2 separate regions of the Homo sapiens genome follow, and region 1 is linked to region 2. A link is a loop called in an ENCODE intact Hi-C map of the cell type or tissue named here. Cell type or tissue: natural killer cell. All regions are shown on one strand.

The links. A loop is a pair of places that touch in the nucleus more often than their neighbours do. Peaks named below come from ENCODE experiments on the same cell type or tissue, not always from the same donor. Only the 100,000 strongest peaks of a DNase experiment are listed, where the experiment ranks them.
Region 1: it touches region 2 in a loop (10-fold over the local background); 2 of 110 quality-filtered maps call a loop at or near these places.

The regions. Positions count from the first base shown.
Region 1 is chr17:36,079,330-36,087,329 of GRCh38, forward strand. The region is part of intron 2 of CCL3-AS1 (CCL3 antisense RNA 1); the gene reads left to right. Among named protein-coding and RNA genes, the nearest start is that of CCL3, 6.8 kb to the right of the region's middle. In natural killer cell, no CTCF peak of the experiment used is centred here; DNase peaks (open chromatin) are centred at 2,612, 2,952, 3,472 and 6,552; H3K27ac peaks cover 5,942 bases.
Region 2 is chr17:36,184,576-36,192,575 of GRCh38, forward strand. It overlaps LOC128966684, which reads left to right. Exons shown (of 4, transcript XM_054328434.1): 3 at 3,239-3,452; 4 at 3,848-4,933. The coding sequence ends at 3,325. Among named protein-coding and RNA genes, the nearest start is that of CCL3L3, 8.2 kb to the right of the region's middle. In natural killer cell, no CTCF peak of the experiment used is centred here; DNase peaks (open chromatin) are centred at 2,416, 3,696, 4,536, 7,936 and 2 weaker places; H3K27ac peaks cover 915 bases.

The DNA.
Region 1 (8,000 bases), 110 kb before region 2:
TCTTGCATTTCTCACAAGTATGTTGAATTTCTCCCACTTGCATTTTACAGCAGGAATCCTGACTCAGTCTAACTTTCTTATACTTAAAAACATAACAGGCCAGAAGTTAGCACACATTTTCTATAGAAGGCCAGATAGTAAATACTGGTGTCTTTGTGGGTTATATCATTTCTGTTAGAACAATGTGACTCCACCTTTGTCTTGGGAAAGCTGCAATAAATAATATGTAAAAGGGCAGGAGTGGCTGTGTTTCAACCAAACTTTATTTACAAAACAGGGTCATGCTAGATTTGTTCTGAGGACCATAGTTTCTTAACCTCAATCTAGGCAATCCGTCAAATAATTCTGCATTCACAATAGAAGTCTTGTTGTATATATTGGCTGACTGTCTTTCCTTTCTCTAATGTTAACCACTGATTTTGTGGAGCATGGATTCTAGGGAAATAATACCCAGGTAAGATGTCTATTACCATGTGTGTCTTATTTTTAAAAGAGTGGTTAAATTCTTATTGAGGCCGGGCACAGTGGCTTATGCCTGTAATCCCAGCACTTTGGGAGCCTGAGGCAGGCGGATCTCTCCGGTCAGGAGTTCAAGACCTGCCTGGCCAACATGGTGAAGACCCGTCTCTATTAAAAATACAAAAATTAGCCGGGTGTAGTGCCATGCACCTGTAATCCCAGCTACTTGGGAGGCTGAGGCAGGAGGGTCACTGGAACCTGGGAGGTGGAGGTTGCAGTGAGCCGACATCACACCACTGCACTCCAGCCTGGGTGACCAAGTAAGACTCCATCTCAAAAACACAAACAAACAAACAAACAAAAAAACAAAAACCAGTTTTATTGAGAAATTCAGTAGTTTTTGGTCTTTGGTCTGTATGTATATCACATAGGGGTTTGGTAAAAGTCTAGATTCCCACATCCAAACCCAATTCTCTTGTGAGCATTTTAAACGACCATCCCAGGTGGTTCTGGAATGCTCATAGGTTTGCATATTAGTTACACTATTTATTTGCTGCATGGCCTTGGACAAGTTGTTTTAACCCTCTGAGCCAACATTTCCTCTTCTATCAAATGGGAATATTAATAATACTTAGCCCTTGGAGACATTGTTAGAATTTGAAGGACAATGAATAATTTTTAAGAGAGCTTGACCCATGAGAAAAATAAACTTAAATGCATGAATATATATATCAAGCATGAATTTACCTAGTGCATATGCATTATACACTGGGTGCATAATATTTTATAAAATAATCCTTGTTTTATAAAGTAGTGTTTCATTATTTGGGGAGAGGCATTACCGTCATTTCCTTTCTGTTGACTTCCCCTCTTCAGAGTTTTCTACTCTTCCCCTCCCATCCCACCACCTTGCTTTGTCACAAAACAAAGCCAATAGGATCACCAACAGTTTAAGACTGGTTTACTCAAAACAAATTCATTATTTTACATAGCTGAACATAGAAATGGTAAATAATGTTCTATAAATATTTGTTGGTTGACAGCTTTGGAACAATGTCCTCTAGAAAAAGCTGAACGTAGCCACCCACCTTGTATGAGAGCCACAAAGAATAGCCATGTGCCTGAATATGTGTCAGCCGCTGTGTGACTGGAGGGGCTGAGGAAGGGGCGTAGAGGGTGTTGTGAAGTCCCTTCTGACAAGCAGTCAAGAACGCATAGAAATACATTACAAAAATTAAATAGTCTAGATAAGTTGAAATGCATGTTAAGAAGAGTCCCAGAGTGTGGTTGCTTGGGTAGGGGTAGGTTCAGGAATTGAAGGGACGTCCCTAGGGCCTGGGTCCCTGCTTCCTAATCTGCCACAAACGTAACAGTGTCTTGTTGCTTCCAGGTCACTCAGGGATTTGACTCTGAGATCAATGATGCACTTGGCACCAGAACTTGGTGGGGTTGGCACAGACATGCCAGCCTCAGCCACTTTCATTCTGGAAGCTGTTAAAAGAGACAGTTATAAAAATTGAGGAATCAGCAAGGGAATTCCTGGTCCCATGCTGCCTTCCCATCTCTGTCTTGGCAAGCATAGGGCCTATCCACTTGTTCAAGATTCTTTGCCCAACCTCAGCTCCCTAGACTTTACCTCAGTGGCTCAGGCGGTCTCCTCAGGCAGCCTCCTCCTGCTAACACTTCCTCCTCTCTTCCCTCTGCCAGGGGCAGCTCTTCCCTGGTTCCCTGCAGACCCCAGGTCAGGCCAGAAAACACCTCTATGGCCCTTCCCTGTGTCCCACCACCAGATAGGACCTCAAAGGCCTGGGGTCCCCAGGATGGCCCTCAAACCGACTGGTGCCCTTGCAGGCTGCCACCCTCCAAGTCCTGCTTCTCTCCAGAGATGGGCAGAAGCACCAGCCCTCGCCTGGCACCAGCAGTGAGTCTCATAATTGCCATTTACCATTTTGCTAGGGGGGCTTCTGGGGGTCCTAGGAAAAGCAGCAGATGCCTGGGTGCTTGGGGACCTGGGCATTCTGAGGGAAGGAGCAGCGTGACCCTGAGTCATTTTTCACTGGGGACAAGTGAGCCAACTCCTTCTACCCAGTGATAAAATCAGAAGGAAGTAGATGGAGACAGCACTGTTCAGGGGATGATTTGGGGATGAGAAGAACTGGCAGGAAGTTGGAGATTTGGGGGTGAGAAGAACCAGCAGGAAGTTGGGGATTTCTTGTTTCCCCACTTTTCCCTTCCATTTCTGTTTGAGCCTTAGGTTTGGCCTCCATCTCCCTCTGTAGAAATTGCAGCTAGTTAGATAGTCTGCCTCTTATTCCAGCTCTACTGGGGGAACATAATATGGTCTAAGAAGAAATTTTTCCAGCAAGAGGCCATCTCTGCAAATCACCTGTGAGGCAGACCTGTGGCAATTTTATGACTCAGCTGGCCACCAGGAAGCGATTGTAGCTGGGTTCTGCCCCTTATTGAAACCTACTCAATGTTCTCCTTCACTAAGTAGGACAAGACCGTACCCTGCCTTTAAGGTTTATAGAATAGAAAGTGAAAACACTTTGGGGAAGAAAATCTTCCTGAACAGATAGCCCAGGGCATTTTGAAAATCCCTTAGGAAGTTCTCTGTTTCACTTGGGTACCTCTGTCCCTGGACTTTGGCGATGTGGTTTGACCCCAGCCAGAGAGTGCAGGGAACAACAGCAAAAGGCAGGACAAAGACTGACTCGTGAGAGGAGGCCCAGGAACAGGGGGGCATCGTGAGAGAGGAGGACGTGAGGGCCCAAGAGTGTGAGCAGAAGAGGATAGGACTTGGGCACTCAGTCACCAGCTGTGGGGTCTGAGCTGTGTCCCCTTCTCTAAAGAGGTAAGCCCTGAGTCATGGGAAGATGGAAACCGGGGCTCATGAGACAGGATGTTTTTTAAGCACCGTGGTGTCTTGTTGACTTGCACATGCAAGGGGGTCTTGGGTAACCACAGGGCTCAGGGTATTTGCAGGAACAGTTCAAGTGCTCACTTGTCTTGGGGCTGTTTGTGGGGAAGTGGTTTCCACAGCAACAGGAGGTGAGATATTGGTGTTACCCCAGACCACACTTAGCTACTTCCTTCTCACTAAAGCTCTGTAGTCATATTTTCCCTGGCAGAGCAGAAACTTCTCTGTTATCCCACAGCTGTTCTAACGGTGTAGACTTGACTTATGCAATGATGCCAGGAGTCCTGAGCAGCACAGCCCAACTTCAATCACACACAGATGGACAGAGCTGTATTAGCAAAGCCTGAGCTACTGAGCGATGAGAGTACAGCCAGGCTTTCAGACATCTGTTCATTCAAGAGAGATATGCGCTAAGCCAAGGACCTAAAGATGTGTTTAATATGGGTGCTAATATGCATAAGGAACCTTGAAATAAATGTTCTTAGCCTTTGGCCAAGAGGGTCCATGTCTAGGAATCTATTCTCCATAGAAATAAATTCAAATATGGAAAAAATGAACAATGCATAAGTGTATTTGGTCCCCAGCATATTTATAGCAACTTAAAATTGGACCCAATTTAAATTGCCTATGATATGGAAATGGCTAAGAAAATTATGGGATCTTCCCTTGATTGGCTATTAGGCAGCCTTTACAAACAATGCAGTGACATGAGAAATGCTTATGTTATGGTAAGCTTAAAAAACTCAAGATGCAAATCAGCTTATTTTAATCAGGAGCCACCTAGCATTTGGGATGTGGTCAATCCCACATAATGTATTTTTGTGGGTGCAGTTCCCAGGAAAGAGGAGGAATAAAAACGGCAAGTATGAAGTGTCTCCTTCGCTTGCAGTCTCCTTGTCTACCCCTTTGTCCATCCACTATGAAAGGACTCCCTTCTGTTCCTTAATATGGACAATTTCTATTGAGGACTCATTGTTCTAAGAATTGTCTCATCTCCTCCTGCATCCTCAGTGCCCGATCTTTGGCTTCTATGAAGGAAGGTGGGTAGTGCTTATGGCAGGGCCAGTTCTACCTTTCTCAGTATGTTCTGGAGTGGGTATGTAGCCCCATTTTCTAGTGGTTACCTTGACATCATGAAGAGTTTATGTCTCTTTTGCCCTAGATTTGGGCAATAGTCATTCATTGGGCAACTGGAAATAACACAAGTCAGCATCTCATTAAAAATAAAGTCATTCAGGAAAGTGGACGACTAATAGTTTCTAATCTAGAGAGCATAGGAGAAGAAATGTTTACCACACACAAAGTATTAGTGCCTTTTATATCATCAAGACAAAAATAACAGGAAAAAGACAAACACATTATAGTGAAAACTTGTTTTTCCTGACCAGCATCTATTCTGCATGTTCCCTGATGCCAGAAACTCACATTTCTTCAGGGCAAACCCCCTTCCCCACCATTCTCAGGCTTTAAGTTTATGTAAAATTCAGTAAACCCAAAGATTCAAGTTATGTGCCTTGATTAACTTAAGCAAATCAATGAAACCCATCCCCATAACCACAGCGACTGGTTAGGAATTCGGTTCCTAAGTCAGTCAAATCCAAAAGGGCCTAGTGATGTTTTTTCCAATGGGAACACAGACTCACTCTTCCCTGCAGAAAATGAACAAGGATTCATGTACACTGGCAGGTACTGGCAGCCACCCAGGGCCTCTCACAGGAAAGGGAGATCAGAAAGAGAAGCAAAGAGGACTCATGAGATACCACAGGGCCGCTGCGTCCAGCCTTGCCTGGAGCTAGGGCCACCTCGATGCCCTATAGTCTTGGAGCCACAAGGTGCATTTACTCAAAGCCTCTTTGAGTTTGGTTTGCTTGTTTGCTTTCTGCCTGGAAACTGCCAGCATCCTGAGAGATACGAGATCTGCATCTGTGCAGAGACACAGGGTTTGTTAAAAGTCACAGGCCCTGACTGAAGTGTGGAACTGGCTGAAATGAGAAAGTAGGAGGTAATTTGGTGAGGACCTTGTGAAATGGAAGTGAGTTTTAAACCTTACATGCATCAGAATTACCTGGAGCCTTGTGAAAACACAGGTTGCTGGGCCCTAGTCTATTAAGAAAGGAAGTGGGGCTCAGAATATGCCTTTCTCCCAAGTTCCCAGGTGATATTCACCATGCTGTCCTGTCTGGGCACTACCTTTTGCCATACCCATTACAAGGTATTGCACGTGCTGGTTGAACTATGGTCTGTCTTATTTTGGTGCTAAAAGCCTGTGCCAAATACCAAGGCTGCAGCATTAAGGAATTTGTTAGAAAAGATTCTGAATATTGGAATTTAGTTGCTGTGTATTATATCAGTAAGGTCCTTTAAGAAAGAGTTTAGGCTACTTTGAAATGGGCTCATCTGAAATTGAAAAAGAAGAAATGCGACTTGCTAAAAAGGCCCTTCCAGCCTGTTGACTGAGAATCCAGTAATCTGAAGACTGAAAGGGCTGTAAATGCAGGATTTTCTACTCTAAGATAAAGTTAGCATGAGCAGAGACAGGAAGATGAGAGACATAATGAGGCCAAGCGTCAAATATTCATCACCTCCACATGGGCCAAGATGCAGGCAGAGGTCTCTCACCAGGGGCTGGGAGGTCGGGGTGACAATGGTAGTGCAGTCTGTGCTAGAAAGTGCACATCCCCAGCTGGGCGCAGTGGCTCACGCCTGTAAGCTCAGCACTTTGGGAGGCCAATGCTGGCGGATCATGAGGTCAGGAGTTAGAGGCCAGCCTGGCCAACATGGTGAAACCCTATCTCTACTAAAAATATAAAAACTTAGCTGGGTGTGGTGGCGGGCACCTGTAATTCAGCTACTTGGGAGGCTGAGGCAGGAGAATCGCTTGAACCCGGAAGGCGGAGGTTACAGTGAGCCGCGATCACGCCACTGCACTCTAGCCTGGGTGATAGTGGGAGACTCCATCTCAAAAAAAAAAAAAAAAAAAGAAAAAAGAAAATGCACATCCCCAACCCCAGTTAAAATGCAAATGCAAACTATGTAACTGACAACCTGTCTGCTTCTGGCTACCTGGCCCATGGAATTGATCAGAAGCAAATAGTAGCCTACAGACATTAGAAGGGAGTCACATTGCCAAAGAAACCATAAGACTGGTTCCAAAAAGTTGCTGATTGCACAATACCTAAGGCAACCTCAGGCTAACTCACACAGACAGGAAGTCAGCAGCCTCCAGAAAGCAGATCCTCCACATTGCACATCTCAGATTGTCCATAGAGGACATTCTCCCAGGGAGGAGAGCTAGGGACTGCCAGATCAGCTGAACTGCTTAAAAATGCAGTACCCATTCTCCAGTTCCCTATCAGGGGTCTTTGTTCAACTTACTGTTTGTTCATAACACTTGTATTTAGGGAATGTTGGGCATGATTAAACTTCGTTTAGCTTTGGGTTTCTAGACCTTGAGAAACAATTCAGTGCAGGCAAATATTGTATGCCCCTATATTTTTTCCTGAAAGCCAATAAAGAAGGAATGATGACACCTTCACTGCGTCTATGGGGACAAAAGCTGCTTGTGTGTGTGTGTGTGTGTGTGTGTGTGTGTGTGTGCGTGTGTGTGTGTGAGAGAGAGAGAGAGAGAGAGAAACAGCCTTGTCAAAAAGACGTGTTTGTTGCTGTACCCTCATTATATGAAAGCCATCATGGCATCAAAACAGTATAAGCCAGGTTGAGCTCTATCCTCTCTGCATCAACTCAGAATCCCTACCAGAAAGTGGTTGTGATGGATGGAATATCACCCATCAAAGAATAGGGTAAGATGAGACCAGAGAGGTAAGCTATGCAAGCTAATCAGAAAATAACTCAAAGTTTTAAAAGTGCAGAATATAAAAAGGAAAAACCCTCATTCCTAAAAAAAAAAAAAAGCCTCATTTCCTCAAAGAAATCAGTTAGCTATTTGATGTGTATCTTTCCAAATATTTGCCTATGTAAATATATATGTATATATGGCATTTAAAAATAAAACAAAATAATATACTTTACAGATAGTTCCATAGCATATGTAGAGAATATATATGCATATACTGAATGTAATTAGGTCTGCCTTTTACATATAATATTATGGACACTTTCCACAGTTATAGATGTGTGCTACTTTTTTTTTACTGACTTCAGAATATTCCACTGATGGACATCTTAATCCTCTACTGATTAATCCCCTACTGATGACTGTTTGCATTTCTTTGCTGTTTGCCAACCACACTGCAAAGAATATCCTCATGTCTACATATCTTATCTTTTGGCAGTGTTTCTATGAAGCAGATTCCTAGAAATGGGATCAGGTCAAATGGGATGTAGTTCACATAGTATATGCATTTTAATATTTGCTAAGTAGTAGTGTTTATGCTTTAAAGAGTTGGAACACTACAATTCTAAACATGTTTGGACACAAAAAATAGATTATTTGAAACAAAATGAAATAAGCATAGCTCGTAAAAATTAACACGTTTGGTTTTCACACAAATATTTTGAATTTCTCTTTCTTCTGCAAAAAGGACCCTAGCTTAGTATGGATTTCTTGTACAGATAATGCAAACAATCCATCTATTAAATAACTTACCTTTCACAGTAAACC
Region 2 (8,000 bases):
CAACACCTCCCCATTCCTCCTCCCCCGGCCCCTGGCAACTGCCATTCTGCTTCTTTCTCCACATATGGAATATATTCTATATACCTAGTTTTACATTAATATCATAGATAGCTTTGTTTTCAGTATGTATATCTACTTTATTCTTTTCAGTAATTTCATGTTTATTATGTGGCTGTACCATCATGGTTTAAACTATCCATATTTTAAAGAGTTGATTTATATTGGTTGTTTTTACAAACAGAGCTGCAAACAACAGCGGTGTGCCAACAATTTTTGTGTGTGTGGGGGGGGGTTCTTTTTTGTTTTTGTTTTTGTTTTTGAGACAGAGTCTCACTCTGTCGCCCAGGCTGGAGTGCAGTGGCAAGATCTCGGCTCACTGCAACCTCTGCCTCCCAGGTTCAAGCAATTCTCTTGCCTCAGCCTCCCAGGTAGCTGGGATTATAGGCGCCTGCCACCATGCCCGGCTAATTTTTGTATTTTAGTAGAGATGAGATTTTCCCGTGTTGGCCAGGCTGGTCTCGAACTCCTGACCTCAAGCTATCCACCTGCCTTGGCCTCCCAAAGTGCAGGGATTACAGGGGTGAGCCACCGTGCTTGGCCCTCCTTTGTTTCCTTAGATAGTGTTTCTTGAAATAGATTCCTAGAAATAAGATAGACTGAAGAGTATGTAAATTTTAAATTTTTTTACAGACTGTGTCATTGCTTTTTAAAAATGCTGATTACCAAAATGTCACTTTTTGATACTAAAAAATAGATTGTTTTAAACACACAAAGTAAGTAGGGCTTATCAAAAAGTTAATATATTTTGCATTTCTCACAAGTGTGTTGAATTTCTCCCCCTTGCATTGTACAGCAGGAATCCTGACTCAGTCTAACTTTCTTATACTTAAAAAAGTATATACTAAAACATAGGCCAGGAGTTAGCAAACGTTTTCTATAAAAGACCAGATAGTAAATATTGTTCTTTGTGGGCTATATAATCTCTGTTGCAACAATGTGACTCCACCTTTGTCTTGGAAAGCTGGGATAGATAATATATAAAAGAGTGGGAGTGGCTGTGTTTCAACAAAACTTTGTTTACAAAACAGGGGTCATACTAGATTTGTTCTGAGGACCATAGTTTCTTAACCTCAGTCTAGGCAATCCATCAAGTAATTCTGCATTCACGATAGAAGTCTTATTGTATATATTGGCTGACTGTCTTTCCTTTCTCTAATGTTAACCACTGATTTTGTGGAGCATGGATTCTAGGGAAATAATACCCAGGTAAGATGTCTATTACCATGTGTGTCTTATTTTTGAAAGAGTGGTTAAATTCTTATTGAGGCCGGGTGCAGTGGCTTATGCCTGTAATCCCAGCACTTTGAGAGGTCGAGGCAGGCAGCTCTCTCAAGTTCAGGAGTTCAAGACCAGCCTGGCCAACATGGTGAAGCCCCGTCTCTACTAAAAATACAAAAATTAGCTGGGTGTGATGGCATGCACCTGTAATCCCAGCTACTTGGGAGGCTGAGGCAGGAAGATCACTGGAACCCGGGAGGCAGAAGTTACAGTGAGCCGGCATGGCACCACTACACTCCAGCCTGGGCAACAGAGCAAGACTCCATCTCAGAACAAGTCAAAACAAAACAAAACAAACACACAAACAAAAAACTGGGAGACCGAGGTGGTCAGATCACAAAGTCAGAAGATTGAGACCAGCCTGGCCAATATGGTGAAAACCCGTCTCTACTAAAAATACAAAAATTAGCCGGGTGTGGTGGCAGGCACCTGTTCTCCCAGCTACTTGGGAGGCTGAGGCAGAAGAATTGCTTGAACCTGGGAGGCAGAGATTGCAGTGAGCCAAGATTATGCCACTGCACTCCAGCCTGGGCGACAGAGCAAGACTCAGTCTCAAAAAAAAAAAAAAAAAAAGTCTTATTGACAAGTTCAGTAGTTTCTTGTCTTTAGTCTGCATGTGTATCACTTGGGGGTTTGGTAAAAATCTAGATTCCCGCATCCAAACCCAGTTCTCTTGTGAGCATTTTAAATGACCATCCCAGGTGGTTCTGGAATGCTCATAGGATTGCATATTAGTTACACTATTTATTCGCTGCATGGCCATGGACAAGTTGTTTTAACTCTCTGAGCCAACATTTCCTCTTCTGTTAAATGGGAATATTAATAATACTTAGCCCTTGGAGACACTGTTAGAATTTGAAGCACAATGAATAATTTTTAAGAGAGCTTGACTCATGAGAAAAATAAGCTTAAATGCATGAATATATATATCAAGCATGAATTTACCTAGTGCATATGCATTATACACTGGGTGCATAATACTTTATAAAATAATCATTGTTTTAAAAAATAGAGTTTCATTATTTGGGGAGAGGCATTACCGTCATTTCCTTTCTGCTGACTTCCCCTCTTCAGAGTTTTCTGCTCTTCCCCTCCCATCCCACCACCTTGCTTTGTCACAAAACAAAGCCAATAGGATCACCAACAGTTTAAGACTGGTTTACTCAAAACGAATTCATTGTTTTACATAGCTGAACACAGAAATGATAAATAATGTTCTATAAATATTTGTTGGTTGACAGCTTTGGAACAATGTCCTCTAGAAAAAGCTGAACGTAGCCACCCACCTTGTACGAGAGCCGCAAAGAATAGCCATGTGCCTGAATATGTGTCAGCCGCTGTGTGACTGGAGGGGCTGAGGAAGGGGCGTAGAGGGTGTTGTGAGGTCCCTTCCGACAAGCAGTCAAGAACGCATAGAAATACATTACAAAAATTAAATAGATAAGTTGAAATGCATGTTAAGAAGAGCCCCAGAGTGTGGTTGCTTGGGTAGGGGTAGGTTCAGGAATTGAAGGGACGTCCCTAGGGCCTGGGTCCCTGCCTCCTAATTTGCCACAAATGTAACAGTGTCTTGTTGCTTCCAGGTCACTCAGGGATTCGACTCTGAGGTCAGTGATGCACTTGGCACCAGAACTCGATGGGGTTGGCACAGACCTGCCAGCCTCAGCCACTTTCATTCTGGAAGCTGTTAAAAGAGACAGTTATAAAAATTGAGGAATCAGCAAGAGAATTCCTGGTTCCGTGCTACCTTCTTCTCTCTGTCTTGGCAAGTGTAGGGCCTGTCCACTTGCTCAGGACTCTTTGTCCAACCTCAGCTCCCTAGACCTTTCATCAGTGGCTCAGGGGGTCTCTTCAGGCAGCCTCTTCCGGCTAACACTTCCTCCTGTCTTCCCTCTGTCAGGGGCAGCTCTTCCGTGGTTCCTTGCAGACCCCAGGTCAGGCCAGAAAACACCTCTATGGCCCTTCCCTGTGTCCCACCACCAGATAGGACCTCAAAGGCCTGGGGTCCCCAGGATGGCCCTCAAACCGACTGGTGCCCTTGCAGGCTGCCACCCTCCAAGTCCTGCTTCTCTCTAGAGATGGGCAGGAGCACCAGCCCTCACCTGGCACCAGCAGTGAGTCTCATAATTGCCATCTACCATTTTGCTAGGGGGCTTCTGGGGATCCTAGGAAAAGCAGCAGATGCCTGGGTGCTTGGGGACCTGGGCATTCTGAGGGAAGGAGCAGCGTGACCCTGAGTCATTTTTCACTGGGGACAAATGAGCCAACTCCTTCTACCCAGTGATAAAATCAGAAGGAAGCAGATGGAGACAGCACTGTTCAGGGGATGATTTGGGGATGAGAAGAACTGGCAGGAAGTTGGGGATGTGGGGGTGAGAAGAACCAGCAGGAAGTTGGGGATTTCTTGTTTCCCCACTTTTCCCTTCCATTTCTGTTTGAGCCTTAGGTTTGGCCTCCGTCTCCCTCTGTAGGAATTGCAGCTAATTAAATATTCTGCCTCTTATTCCAGCTTTACTGGTGGAACATAATATGGTCTAAGAAGAGATTTTTCCAGCAAGAGGCCATCTCTGCAAATCACCTGTGAGGCAGACCTGTGGCAATTTTATGACTCAGCTGGCCACCGGGATTGTAGCTGGGTTCTGCCGCTTGTTGAAACCTACTCAGTGTTCTCCTTCCCTAAGTAGGACAAGACCGTATCCTGCCTTTAAGATTTATAGAATAAAAACTGAAAACTCTTTGGGGAAGAAAATCTTCCCGAACAGATAGCCCAGGGCATTTTGAAAATCCCTTAGGAAGTTCTCTGTTTCACTTGGGTACCTTTGTCCTTGGACTTTGGTGATGTGGTTTGACCCCAGCCAGAGAGTGCAGGGAACAACAGCAAAAGGCAGGACAAAGACTGACTCGTGAGAGGAGGCCCAGGAACAGGGGGGCATCGTGAATGAGGAGGACGTGGGGGCCCAAGAAAGTGAGCTCTTGCGCACTCAGTCACCAGCCCCCTTCTGGGGTCCAAGCTGTGTCCCCTTCTCTAAAGAGGTAAGCCCTGAGTCATGGGAAGATGGAAACCGGGGCTGATGAGACAGGATGTTTTTTAAGCACCGTGGTATCTTGTTGACTTGCACATGCACGGGGGTCTTGGGTAACCACAGGGCTCAGGGTATTTGCAGGAACAGTTCAAGTGCTCACTTGTCTTGGGGCTGTTTATGGGGAAGTGGTTTCCACAGTGAGAGGACGTGAGATATTGTTGTCACCCCGGACCACACTTAGCTAGTTCCTTCTCACTAAAGCTCTGTAGTCATATTTTCCCTGGCAGAGCAGAAACTTCTATGTTATCCCACAGCTGTTCTAACGGCGTAGACTTGACTTATGCAATGATGCCAGGAGTCCTGAGCAGCACAGCCCAACTTCAATCACACACAGATGGACAGAGCTGTATTAGCAAAGCCTGAGCTACTGAGCGATGAGAGTACAGCCAGGCTTTCAGACATCTGTTCATTCAAGAGAGATATGCGCTAAGCCAAGGACCTAAAGATGTGTTTAATGTGGGTGCTAATATGCATAAGGAACCTTGAAATAAATGTTCTTAGCCTTTGGCCAAGAGGGTCCATGTCTAGGAATCTATTCTCCATAGAAATAAATTCAAATATGGAAAAAATGAACAATGCATAAGTGTATTTGGTCCCCAGCATATTTATAGCAACTTAAAATTGGACCCAATTTAAATGCCTATGATATGGAAATTGCTGAGAAAATTATGGGCTCTTCCCTTAATTGGCTATTAGGCAGCCTTTACAAACAATGCAGTGACATGAGAAATGCTTATGTTATGGTAAGTTTAAAAAACTCAAGATGCAAATCAGCTTATTTTAATCAGGAGCCACCTAGCATTTGGGATGTGGTCAATCCCACATAATGTATTTTTGTGGGTGCAGTTCCCAGGAAAGAAGAGGAATAAAAACGGCAAGTATGAAGTGTCTCCTTCGCTTGCAGTCTCCTTGTCTACCCCTTTGTCCATCCACTATGAAAGGACTCCCTTCTGTTCCTTAATATGGACAATTTCTATTGAGGACTCATTGTTCTAAGAATTGTCTCATCTCCTCCTGCATCCTCAGTGCCCGATCTTTGGCTTCTATGAAGGAAGGTGGGCAGTGCCTATGGCAGGTCCAGTTCTACCTTTCTCAGTATGTTCTGGCGTGGGTATGTAGCCCCATTTTCTAGTGGTTACCTTGACATCATGAAGAGTTTATGTCTCTTTTGCCCTAGGTTTGGGCAATAGTCATTCACTGTGCAACAGGAAATACACGAGTCAGCATCTTATTAAAAATAAAGTCATTCAGGAAAGTGGACGACTAATAGTTTCTAATCTAGAGAGCATAGGAGAAGAAATGTTTACCACACACAAAGTATTAGTGCCTTTTATATCACGAAGACAAAAATAACAGGAAAAAGACAAACACATTATAGTGAAAACTTGTTTTTCCTAACCAGCATCTATTCTGCATGTTTCCTGATGCCCGAAACTCACATTTCCTCAGGAAAATCTCCCTTCTGCACCATTCTCAGGCTTTAAGTTTATGTAAAATTCAGTAAACCCAAAGATTCAAGTTATGTGCCTTGATTAACTTAAGCAAATCAATGAAACCCATCCCCATAACCACAGCGACAGGTTAGGAAATTCGGTTCCTAAGTCAGTCACATCCGAAAGGGCCTAGTGATGTTTTTTTCCAGTGGGATCACAGACTCACTCTTCCTTGCAGAAAATGAACAAAGGATTCATGTAACACTGGCAGGTACTGGCAGCCACCCAGGGCCTCTCACAGGAAAGGGAGATCAGAAAGAGAAGCAAAGAGGACTCATGAGATACCATAGGGCTGCTGCGTCCAGCCTTGCCTGGAGCTAGGGCCACCTCGATGCCCTATAGTCTTGGAGCCACAACGTGCATTTACTCAAAGCCTCTTTGAGTTTGGTTTGCTTGTTTGCTTTCTGCCTGGAAACTGCCAGCATCCTGAGAGATACGAGATCTGCATCTGTGCAGAGACACAGGGTTTGTTAAAAGTCACAGGCCCTGACTGAAGTGTGGAACTGGCTGAAATGAGAAAGTGGTAATTTGGGGAGGACCTTGTGAAATGGAAGGAGTTTTAAACCTTACATGCATCAGAATTACCTGGAGCCTTGTGAAAACACAGGTTGCTGGGCCCTAGTCCATTAAGAAAGGAAGTGGGGCTTAGAATGTTCATTTCTCCCATGTTCCCAGGTGATATTCACCATGCTGTCCTGTCTGGGCACTACCTTTTGCCATACCCATTACAAGGTATTGCACGTGCTGGTTGAACTATGGTCTGTCTTATTTTGGTGCTAAAAGCCTGTGCCAAATACCAACGCTGCAGCATTAAGGAATGTGATAGAAAAGATTCTGAATATAGGCCAGGCGCAGTGGCTCACGCCTGTAATCCCAGCACTTTGGGAGGCCGAGGCAGGCAGATCACGAGGTCAGGAGATCAAGACCATCCTGGCTAACATGGTGAAACCCCGTCTCTACTAAAAATACAAAAAATTAGCCGGGCGTAGTGGTGGGCACCTGTAGTCCCAGCTACTTGGGAGGCTGAGGCAGGAGAATGGCGTGAACCTGGGAGGCGGAACTTGCACTGGGCTGAGATCGCGCTACTGCACTCCACTCCAGCCTGGGCGACAGAGCAAGACTTCGTCTCAAAAAAGAAAAAAAAAAAAGAAGATTCTGAATATTGGAACTTAGTAGCTATGTATTACATCAGTAAGGTCCTTTAAGAAAGAGTTTAGGCTGCTTTGAAATGGGCTCATCTGAAATTGAAAAAGGAAGAAATTGAACTTGCTAAAAAAGGCCCTTCCAACTTATTGACTGAGAACCCAGTAATCTGGAGACTTGAAGGGCTGTAATGGCAGAATTTTCTACTCTAAGATAAAGTTAGCATGAGCAGAGACAGGAAGATGAGAGACCTAATGAGGCCAAGGGTCAAATATTCATCACCTCCACATGGGCCAAGATGCAGGCAGAGGTCTCTCACCAGGGACTTGGTGGTAGAGGTGACACTGGTAGTGAGGTCTGTGCTAGAAAGTGCACATCCCTGGCTGGGCGCGGTGGCTCACACCTGTAATCCCAGCACTTTGGGAGGCTGAGGCAGGTGGATCACGAGGTCATGAGTTCAAGACCAGCCTGGCCAACATAGTGAAACCCCGTCTCTACTAAAAATCCAAAAATTTAGCCAGATTTGGTGGCAGGCACCTGTAATCTCAGCTACTTGGGAAGCTGAGGCAGGAGAATCTCTTGAACCCAGGAGGCTGAGGTTGCAGTGAGCCAAGATCACACCATTGCACTCCAGCCCAGGAGACAGTACAAGACTCCATCTCAAAAAAAAAAAAAAAAAGAAAAGAAAAAAGAAAGTGCCTATCCCCAACCCCATTTAAAATGCAAATTCGAGCTTTGTAACTGAAAACATCTCTGCTTCTGGCTACCTGGCCCATGGAATTGATCAGAAGCAAATAGTAGCCTATGGACATTAGAAGGGAGTCACATTGCCAAAGAAACCACAAGACTGGTTCCAAACAGTCGCTGATTACACAATACCTAAGGCAACCTCAGGCTAACTCACACAGACAGGAAGTCAGCAGCCTCCAGAAAGCAGATCCTC